2 separate regions of the Homo sapiens genome follow, and region 1 is linked to region 2. Evidence: chromatin loops called from intact Hi-C (ENCODE). Cell type or tissue: breast epithelium. All regions are shown on one strand. Each heading gives the region's core, and the rest is flanking DNA. Links, peaks and the distances in the headings are about the cores only.

Evidence for each region. Hi-C counts contacts between places; a loop is a spot of excess contacts. Peaks named below come from ENCODE experiments on the same cell type or tissue, not always from the same donor. Only the 100,000 strongest peaks of a DNase experiment are listed, where the experiment ranks them.
Region 1: a loop joins it to region 2, with 30 times the contacts of the local background. A loop is called at or near these places in 1 of 110 quality-filtered maps.

Annotation. Positions count from the first base shown.
Region 1 is chr2:11,819,879-11,825,251 of GRCh38, forward strand. LPIN1 (lipin 1) reads left to right here. Exons shown (of 21, transcript NM_001349206.2): 20 at 533-636; 21 at 4,754-5,373. The coding sequence ends at 4,913. Among named protein-coding and RNA genes, the nearest start is that of MIR4262, 14 kb to the right of the region's middle. In breast epithelium, for the core only: no CTCF peak of the experiment used is centred there; a DNase peak (open chromatin) is centred at 3,117.
Region 2 is chr2:11,757,903-11,763,275 of GRCh38, forward strand. The region is part of intron 1 of LPIN1 (lipin 1); the gene reads left to right. Among named protein-coding and RNA genes, the nearest start is that of MIR548S, 6.9 kb to the right of the region's middle. RefSeq lists an enhancer at 2,259-2,771. In breast epithelium, for the core only: no CTCF peak of the experiment used is centred there; no DNase peak of the experiment used is centred there.

The DNA.
Region 1 (5,373 bases), core at 59-5,058, 62 kb after region 2:
ATTTAATCGGATTAGTTTCTTTCTACCAGAAGGGAACCGCAAAATCAGTCCTAACCATAATGGCGAATTCAGCATCTCACGTTTTAAGTGTCTAGTGTTGTCTCGTATCATGAAAGAAGCGCTTTGAGATTTTGCATGTATTGCCCGCATTTACTGGAAAGCTAAGTATTCTAGAGAATGTAGTTGGGTACTAACTGCTCCATCAGAAAGTCCTACTTTTGAAAGTTACGAGAGATTTTCATGAAGTAGGAATATGGGTCAAAGAATAACCTGAAGGAATGTTAGAATTGCGGGGACGTGGTAGGTTGTCTTTTCTTCAACTCAGTCCTTGAACAGATGAGGGAATTGAGGCCCAGAGAGCAAAACTAATTGAATAGTTTCCCATCAAAGGATATTCTTTCACTGCACCACTTTGAGGTAGAGCTCTGGTTAATGAAAATTTGATATCTCATCAAATCAGAAATACCATGGACTTGTTTTTACAATGAACTCTTTTCTAATGAACACTTTAAATCACCTTTACCAAATATAGGATGTGTATTCATACAAGCAAGTAGGAGTGTCTTTGAATAGAATATTTACCGTCAACCCTAAAGGAGAGCTGGTACAGGAACATGCAAAGACCAACATCTCTTCGTGAGTATTGTACACATTTTATGTGATTATGATATCAGTACTATTATCTTAAAACGGTGCTTCCCAGTTTGCGGTGTACCTTTTCCCCTTTGCTGCCTATATGTTAATCTGTAATTCTTATAATGAAAAAATGTATTTTAACTCCTTGTATTTTGTCCAAAACATAATTTTTAGACAACTGGAATTAAATCAGATCCCTTCTGGGTCTAAAATTTAAACTCGTGGTTAGAGTCTGCTACAGAATGGAATTGAATGAATTTGAAAACTAGTAGTTTAGATTTGCCAAGTTAGGTTTGAAAGCCTAGAATGTGAATGAGAAATATAACCAAACTGAAATATGTGAAGTTATATTTAAAGATGAGGAACTGTATATCTCTTCACATACCAAATGTTTCTTACCAGAGACATTGCTGTGTAATTGTTAAGAATTCCCTTCATATTTTTGGTCAAAGCCCAGTTTTTCTGAGTCGGTGGGCTAAATGGGATTACTCTTTCTAATGAGGCATCCTTGTGTGCTTAGAATCACTCTTGACTTTATCCTGTCCCCCTCGGGTTCCTAACTTATTAGGATGGAGAGCATTTCCTCATTCCATGTTGTTGGGAGGTTGGCCCACTGGGTGACATCAGCCCAGGCCGACCCTTGTCTTCCTGCCTTGTCCATTTCAGAGACTACACCTCTTCTGGTCTGGTCTGTGCAGACCTGGAAAAGAGCCTCTGGCAGGCCAGGCACGGTGGCTCATGCCTGTAATCCCAGCACTTTGGGAGGCTGAGGTGGGTGGATCACCTGAGGTCAGGAGTTCGAGACCAGCCTGACCAACATGGAGAAACCCCGTCTCTCCTAAAAATAGAAAAATTAGCCAGGTGTGGTGGTGCATGCCTGTAATCCCAGCTACTCAGGAGGCTGAGACAGGAGAATCACTTGAACTCGGGAGGCAGAGGTTGCTGTGAGCCCAGATCGTGCCATTGCACTCCAGCCTGGGCGACAGAGCTAGACTCTGTCTCAAAAAACAAAAGAGCCTCTGGCCTTAGTGGCCCCAGATAGCCCGAGGGGTTCCTCTTTATCTGGAGGAGTTAGACTGGGGGAGTTTGGTTCTAGGAGATTCCTAAGGATTGGTTTTCTCCATGTAGCTTCTGTGGTTTTAGATAGAGAGATAAGTTCTCTCTAGGGCAGATTTTTACTTTCAAGATGGTCCTTAAACTAGTTGGATTCTAACTGAGTGTCAATAGGGCAGTTCTAGGCTAACAGGAGTCCTGGGGCTGCCCCACAAGACTCCTCTCACCCTGCAGTCATGCCAGTACCCAAGCAGTCCTCAAGGTTTGTGCAGAGAGAGGGGAGGCTGGAGCCAAGGCCCTGTTCCCTCCTGCAGAAGGCGAGGCAGTGCCAGGCTGCTTCCTGATTGGCAGAAAAACAGCAGGAACTTGATTCCTTTCTTAACCCTTCCTTGCGGTTTCTGCCACCTCCACTGTTCTAAGTGGCTGACTGTGACAATGTCTCGTTCCCACTCCCCTCTCATTCCCCAGGCTGGAGAGGACCTACTGGGTTTCTATTTAGGATCTGTGTTATAGTCTGTTTTCATGCTGTTAATAAAGACATGGACCCAAGGCTGGGTAATTTATACAGGAGAAAGGATTTAGGCTGGGCACGATGGCTCATGCCTATAATCCCAGCACTTTGGGAGGCCGAGGTGGGTGGATCACCTGAGGTCAGGAGTTCAAGACCAGCCTGACCAACATGGTGAAACCCTGTCTCTACTAGAAATGCCAAAAAAAAAAAAAAAAAAAAAAAATTAGCCAGGCATGGCAGCTTGCACCTGTAATCCAACTACTTGGAAGGCTAAGGCAGAAGAATCACTTGAACCCAGGAGACGGAGGTTGCAGTGAGCCAAGATCATGCCACTGCCCTCCAGCCTGGGTGACAGAGTGAGACTCCATCTAAAAAAAAAAAAATTAAAAAAAAAAGGGGAGACCTCACAATCATGGTCAAAGGAGGCAAGGAGGATCAAGTCATGTCTTACATGGATGGCAGCAGGCAGAAAGAGAGCTCGTGCAGGGAAACTCCCCCTTATAAAACCATCAGATCTCATGCGACTTTATCACAGGGACAGCATGGGAAAGACCTGCCTCCATGATTCAGTTAACTTCCACTGAGTCCCTCCCACAACACGTGGGAATTCAAGATGAGATTTGGGTGGGGACACAGCCAAACCATATCAGGATCAAAAAGAACTTTGAACCAATGAGACGCTGTCCAGGAATGGGAAAGTGGCAGGTCTTGCCATGCACGCATGGAAAGAGGGACTCCAGCATCTGAGAGGGTTTGGCTAGGTGGCCTCTGCGGTCATTGCATTGACTGAGGCTCTAGGGTTAAAATGCACACCTCGCCCATGGCTTGGCCTAGGGTGGAGCTCTGCAGACTTTACTCATTGCCAGGGGATGTTGACATTTTACACCTGGACTGGAGGCGGGGTTGTTCCTGTGAGAGAGTAAATCTCCTCCCCCAGGAAGCTCACATTTCTCTGGCGCTGAACTTGGTATAGCTATTTCTGAGCCAAGTAGATGCTTGTCATTCAGAACTGGGACAGTCATCTGAAATGTCTTCAGAGGCTGGGGCCACACAGCGGGAGCAGCTCAGTTCTTTTTCCCTTTCGTTTGCGAGTGTCTGTGCGTAAGCTCTGCCTGCTTGGGAGGAGCACTGTGTGTGGAGGTCGGTCTGGGGGAGGCGCGCAGATGGAACTCGGCCTGGCCGCTCAGGGAGTGTGAGAGTGGGTTTGGTTCCAGTGCACCGCGGCCTTGTAGTCAAGCCTGCAGGGAGGGGCCCTGCTGCCGCAGCCACAAACCTCAGACAAATAAGCCTTAAAGCCGGGAGGTATTTTAAAAATCTGTCTGTTTGTTTGAATCCCAAGGAAAGACATAACTCTTGGTTTTGTATTAGGAGACGTCACTTTCCCATTTTGTGCAAGCACACTGTTTCTCATAAGTCCTTTGGAGGTCCTTTATTAAATATACACACTCGGCTTCATTTAGTACATTATTTTATACCTCAGAACATGCACACTTCTGGAGTCTGGATTTTGGAAGTTCCTTTAGGTTCTTAGCAATTTGGAACTAGACAGTGATCAGTGACTGTCAAGGAGGAATCTGGGGATGGCTGGCAGTGGGCTGGGTGTGCCAGAATCTCAGTTTGGAGGTGCCTGGAGGTCTGAACATGCATATTCAATATAGCAATAGCAACTTTCTTTTCATAGTATAAGCCACAGAAACTAACATGCAACATATTTTTGGGCATGCAAATAAAAGAGAGCAAGAGAACGTTGTAGGAAGCATTGGGAAGCCCTGCTCTAATTCAGCTCCACAGACTATAAAGACGAAGGGCTCCAAGAGGGCAAGACAATTGTCCAAGGTTACAGCAAGCAGGAGAGCCCGGGTCTCTTGACCGTCATGCCAACCAGGGCTTTTTTCTCTAAGACGTGTTGATAATTTGTCATTTAGATACATTTGAGCACCCAGTATACATTATTTTAATGTTGCATATGTTATTTTATTTAAATTATCCTTAAAACTGTGGCATAGTTTTTATTTTCCTCCCTTTACAGTGGAGGAAATTGGCTTAGAGAGGTTACGCCATTTGCCCACGATCACGCAGCTAGTAAATGGCAGAGCTGAACATCAAATTAATGTCTCTTTAACCCCAGGACCCAGCTCCTTTTCACTATGCAATGAAGCAATCTCTGTCAGGTGCTCCAAAGATGTGCCTTGTCTGTGATTCTTCCCCCGATGTCCCATATGTGACCCCTGCAGCAGGCGCTATCCCATGGCCATGGTGACTTCCTCCTGCCGTCTTTTGCTTGGCTGTATCTCCTTTACCTGTCCTTCAAGTGAAGTCAGGTCCCACCCACCTCTTCCCCAGAGCCTTCTCTGATGCCTTGTTTGCATACTCTTCATTTTCATCTCTCATTTTCAATTAATCGATAACAAATTATTCTAGAATGACTTGAGTCGTGTCGATAAGTAGGCGGTCTGCTCCTTGAGGTTGTAGATCTCTCTTGACTTCTACGTGCAGCCCTGGGTGCATAGCTGGTATCGCTCAGTGCCAGTGACAATGTCCCTTTCCTTCCAGGTATGTGAGACTCTGTGAAGTAGTCGACCACGTTTTCCCGTTGCTGAAAAGAAGCCATTCTTCAGACTTTCCCTGTTCGGATACCTTCAGTAACTTCACCTTTTGGAGAGAGCCACTGCCACCTTTTGAAAACCAGGACATTCATTCTGCCTCAGCGTAAAATGTCCCAAGCAGCCTCTTGCCAGCAGTGCAGAGCCTGGTTGTCACCCATTAAAGGATAGGTCTCCCCGGAGTGCACAGCTCCACCTGGGAGCCTGGCGCGTCATCATTGGCCTGACAGCAGAGAGAATTGAGAAGCATTTCTCCCCTGCCCCACCCCGGGGCTGACATTTCTAAGCAAGATAGGAAGGGAGCACTTTCTAGGCTAGGAGTTGGGTGCATTTGTACCGTGAAAAGCATTCCTCAGTTGTGGCTTAATGCCAGTTACGACGCTGCCTTTCCGGCCTGCTCCAGCAAGTAGCTACTGGTTCACGTGCAGTTTGGGGCTGTGAAACCTAGGCAGAAGGCGGCTGTCTGAGGGCTGTCCCCGCCTAGGACAGGGTCAATCGAGGAATGCCAGATGTGCACGGTTTTTGGCAAAGTAGGGGGCACATTTCCATTATAGCAATGTTAGTGCCACC
Region 2 (5,373 bases), core at 308-5,307:
CCCATTAAACACACACTGACTCCCTATTTTCCGCTTCTCCCTAGCCCCTGGTAATCAGTCTTTCTGTTTCTATGAGTTTGTCTGTCTAAGGTAGCTCATGTAAGTAGAGTCATACAGCATTTGTCCTTTTGTGACTGGCCTATTTCATTTAGCCTACTGTCCTCAAGGTTCATCTACACAGTAGCATGTATCAGAATTTCCTTTCTTTTTAAGGCTCAGTAATAGTCCATGATATGGATGGACCGCATTTTGCTTTTCCATTCATCTGTCACACTGGAGTTGCTGCCTCCTTTTGGCTATTATGAATAATGCTGCCACGACCATGGGTGTGCCAATATCTTTTCGAGACCTGCTTTCAGTTTTTTTTTTTGATATATACCCGGGACTGGAATGGCTGGATCATAAGCTAATTTTATTTTTATTTTTTTGAGGAATTCAGACTATTTTCTGAAGTGGCTCCACATTTTACATTCCCGCCAACAGTGGACAAGAGTTCCAGTTTCTCCATATCCTTGCCAACACTTGTTATATTCTGTCTTTTTTTTTCTTAAATAGTAGCCATCTTAATAGATGTGAGGTGGTGGTATTCACCCTTTTAAAAACTTTCAGTGCTTAGTTTAAGGCAGGCCCAGGGTGTAGATGTTGAGTTCCTAGGAACAGACAAAAGACTGCCAGGTGGAGCCCATGACCCTGTCACTTGTTGAGAATTATTGAGAAGATTTCCTGCTTTCAAATCCAGGTATTTTCAGATTTGCAAAGAAGTTATTCAATAGAGGGGACAGCTAAAGATATCAAAGCACCACTAATCTAAGCTAAAGCCACAGCTGATATCAAAGCACCTTCTGATTCTTTGCGGTAGGAAAATACTCCAGACCAATCCAGTGGGAAGGTCACAGAAGAAACTGTAGTCTTGGCTCTGTCTTTGCCATGGGGGGAGCTTCGCTAAGTCACTTCCTGTTTCTGGGCTTACTTTTAAAAAATGAGGTTGTTGGAACAACAACTAAGGATCCCTTAGTTGAGAACAAGAGAGCAGAGCAACGATTCAGTTATTAAAGATGCTTCTTCAGTTGCTAAGAACTAAGGAGTGGAGCCTTTGTCTTGGAACGGATAGAGCTGGAATTAGACCTTGCAGGTCACTCAGGCCAATGCGCCCCCTTTACAGAGGAGAGGCTAGGATGCAGAGATGTGGTAATGCTATCCAGTTATGAGCTAGCTAGCTTGCTTTCTTTCTTTTCTTTCTTTCTTTCTTTCTTTCTTTCTTTCTTTCTTTCTTTCTTTCTTTCTTTCTTTTCTTTCTTTCTTTCTCATTCTTGGGTGTTTCTTGCAGAGGGGGATTTGGCAGGGTCATAGGACAACAGTGGAGGGAAGGTCAGCAGATAAACAAGTGAACAAAGGTCTCTGGTTTTCCTAGGCAGAGGACCCTGGGGCCTTCCGCAGTGTTTGTGTCCCTGGGTACTTGAGATTAGGGAGTGGTGATGACTCTTAACGAGCCTGCTGCCTTCAAGCATCTGTTTAACAAAGCACATCTTGCACCGCCCTTAATCCATTTAACCCTGAGTGGACACAGCACATGTTTCATGGAGCACCGGGTTGGGGGTAAGGTCATAGATCAACAGCATCCCAAGGCAGAAGAATTTTTCTTAGTACAGAACAAAATGGAGTCTCCTATGTCTACTTCTTTCTACACAGACACAGCAACCATCTGATTTCTCTATCTTTTCCCCACATTTCCCCCTTTTCTATTCGACAAAACCGCCATTGTCATCATGGCCCGTTCTCAATGAGCTGTTGGGTACACCTCCCAGACGGGGTGGCGGCCGGGCAGAGGGGCTCCTCACTTCCCAGAAGGGGCGGCTGGGCAGAGGCGCCCCCCACCTCCCTCCCGGACGGGGCGGCTGGCCGGGCGGGGGCTGACCCCCCACCTCCCTCCCGGACGGGGCGGCTGGCCGGGCGGGGGCTGCCCCCCACCTCCCTCCCGGACGGGGTGGCTGCCGGGCGGAGACGCTCCTCACTTCCCAGACGGGGCGGCTGCCGGGCGGAGGGGCTCCTCACTTCTCAGACGGGGTGGCTGCCGGGCGGAGGGGCTCCTCACTTCTCAGACGGGGCGGCCGGGCAGAGACGCTCCTCACCTCCCAGACGGGGTCGCGGCCGGGCAGAGGCGCTCCTCACATCCCAGACGGGGCGGCGGGGCAGAGGCGCTCCCCACATCTCAGACGATGGGCGGCCGGGCAGAGATGCTCCTCACTTCCTAGACGGGATGGCGGCCGGGAAGAGGCACTCCTCACTTCCCAGACTGGGGGCAGCCGGGCAGAGGGGCTCCTCACATCCCAGACGATGGGCGGCCAGGCAGAGATGCTCCTCACTTCCCAGATGGGGTGGCAGCCGGGCAGAGGCTGCAATCTCGGCACTTTGGGAGGCCAAGGCAGGCGGCTGGGAGGTGGAGGTTGTAGCGAGCCGAGATCACGTCACTGCACTCCAGCCTGGGCAACATTGAGCACTGAGTGAACGAGACTCCATCTGCAATCCCGGCACCTCAGGAGGCCGAGGCTGGCAGATCACTCCCGATTAGGAGCTGGAGACCAGCCCGGCCAACACAGTGAAACCCCGTCTCCACCAAAAAATACGAAAACCAGTCAGGCGTGGCGGCGCACGCCTGCAATCGCAGGCACTCGGCAGGTTGAGGCAGGAGAATCAGGCAGGGAGGTTGCAGTGAGCCGAGATGGCGGCAGTGCAGTCCAGCTTCGGCTCGGCATCAGAGGGAGACCGTGGAAAGAGGGACAGGGAGACGGTGGGGAGAGGGAGACCATGGGGAGGGGGAGGGGGAGGTTTCTGTTAATGCTGCCCTTATGTCTCTCGCTTTCTTTTTCTTGTGAGTAAAAAAATACCAACAGTAGTTCGTAGATGTGCTGGCCTGGGGTTGGGGCCTCACTGCTGGGGAGGTGGTCTCATCATTCGGTGACAAACATAGCTCACGTGCAAGGGTGATGAAGGCAAAGAGATGGGGGGGACATGAGAAGGAGCTTCACAGAACCGAAAGAGAGGTCACTTCAAAATCCAAAGACCTGGGTTCCAGTTTGGTGAAATGGGGCGTGTCAATCCAGAGAGCCCCTCTTCACCAGCCCTGTGATCTTCATTGCACTTTGGCTGTCTTCTGGTTTTACCATCTGAAAGGCTGCATTCCTACAGGGTTTTGTGACAGTCAGCATGAGATAACGTATATGAAAGAAATTGTACAAAGATGTTATTAATACTGCTTGCACGTAGTTTTAGAGTTAGAGGGTTACCTCTCTTACCAAACACACGTTAAAATCTAAGTTCAACGTGGAAGGAATAAGAAGTATTAGGGTTACAAAGAATCATTTCTTATATTGTACATCTTTTCAGGAACCATCCCACTGCACCTTTTTTGCATGAAGTTAAACCTGCACCACTTGTAAACTTAGAAAAATGTGTGTTTTGATGTTTATATATATGTGATGTATTAGCAGGACAGATCAAGGGGGAGCTGGGCTCTGGTGTTTACTCCCAGGTGAAAAGGAAGGCAGATGTGTGTTCCTCCTTGAGTGTGTTTACTAAGGGCTGGGCTTGTTTCCTCGGTTGAGAGAGGAGGTGTATCAGTACAGAGAGCTTCATTTAAAATTGTAAAATGAACCTGGGAGGGCTTCTTGCATTCTTTGTAGGTATCATTCATGACTTCTGGTTCTCTGGCCTGTTCTAAATTAGAATTAAATCCGCAGTTCTTACCAGCCCCTGCATGCAGGGGATTTGACCACTCTTGAGCCTCATTTGCAAATGGGTGTGCTGATCTCACTTTTGCTTATTTCATAGGGGTTGAGGTAAGATTTACAAAAGGTATATTTTGTTTTTTTAACTTGAAAGACCAAGGCTTTATCCTTGGCCTTAAGAATGTAGCTTATAAAAGAACAAACAAACCATACAATTTCCTCTACTCTCATACACGCTTCTGACACCAAACGTGTGTGTGTCTCTTGCACGCCAAGCAGTTCTCCAGCTCTCGGAGCACACCAACTGGGTGCCTATAATTCAATTCAATTCTGACACCATCTACCTGGAGTTAGTATCAGATTCCACAGGTTAAGGGCTCGTTCCCACAAGCTGTCCCTCACTTCAGATGCCAGTCACAGTCTGGGCCTCCTGTGCTTCTGCTTGACTGGCTATAAATCGGGGGTTCCCATGACCCCCTCCTCGCGTTCATTCCTTTGTGGATCGGCTCACGGAACTCAGGGAAACAGTTTACTGATTGTCACTGGTTTATTATAAAGGATGCAACTCCGGAGTAGCCAGATGGAAGGGTGCACAGGGCAAGGCGGTGGAGGCGGCGGTGGTGCTTCCATGCCCTCTCTAGCACCCCAGCCTCCCAGCACTGCCACGCGTTCACCAACCTGGAAGTTCTCTGAGCCCCTTTCTTTCGGGTTCTATGGAGGCTTTATTACAAAGGCGAGATTGATTAACTCATCGGCCATTGATTACACTTAATCTCCCTCCCCTCTCCCTCCCTGGAGGTTGGGGGTGGGGTGGTGGGTGGGTGGGGAGTGGCTGAAGGCACCAACTCTCATTACAGATTTGTTCCTCTGGCAGCTGTGGTCCAGCCCCCATCCTCCGAGAGTCCTCTGATTAAACTTTGGTGTGGGTGAAGAGGGCTTATCATGAATGACAGAAGACACTCCTTTCACCTTTATTGCTCTGGAGCTAAGGAGCTATTTCAGGAGCAGGGGAGGAAAATGAAATATCATAACAAAAGACATTCCTATCACTCTGATCACTTAGAAATTATAAGGGGTTTAGGAGTTCTGGCTTGGATCTGGGGATGAAGACCAAAATATATATTTCCTATTACATCATAATATCACAGCGCCACTGAATGATAGGAAAAGCTCCCAGAACCAACCTTTCTACACAGCAGGTTTGTGAGCCACAGGTTCACACACGTGGTGTTTCCTGGAGTCTGTAGGTGACCTGAGGTGGGGGTTTTGTCAGTGTGGTCACATGTGTCCTGGGATAGTTGCCTTGAAGAATGGGAGCAGTGTGGACCAGGAGGAGGGGTGAAGTCTCGGGGTGGACTGGAAGTTACGTCATGCAAATCCTTCCTGTTTGGGCAGTATTTGCAACCACGTGGCTTCACGAGTCCGCCAAACCATCAGGTGAATAAACGGGAGAGGAGAAGAGAGTCTAGGACTCAGCCCTGGAGTATAAGTCAGAGCTGGAAAAGAAGAGGCTCCAGAGACTGGACGGCCACTGAGAGGTGCCACGTCCCTGAAGGGCCTGAGGAGGGTTGATGGCATGACCCCATGAAGCCCAGCAAGGAGTGGAGAGAGGAGGGCTGGAGGACTCCCGCCTGCCATGACCCAGTCC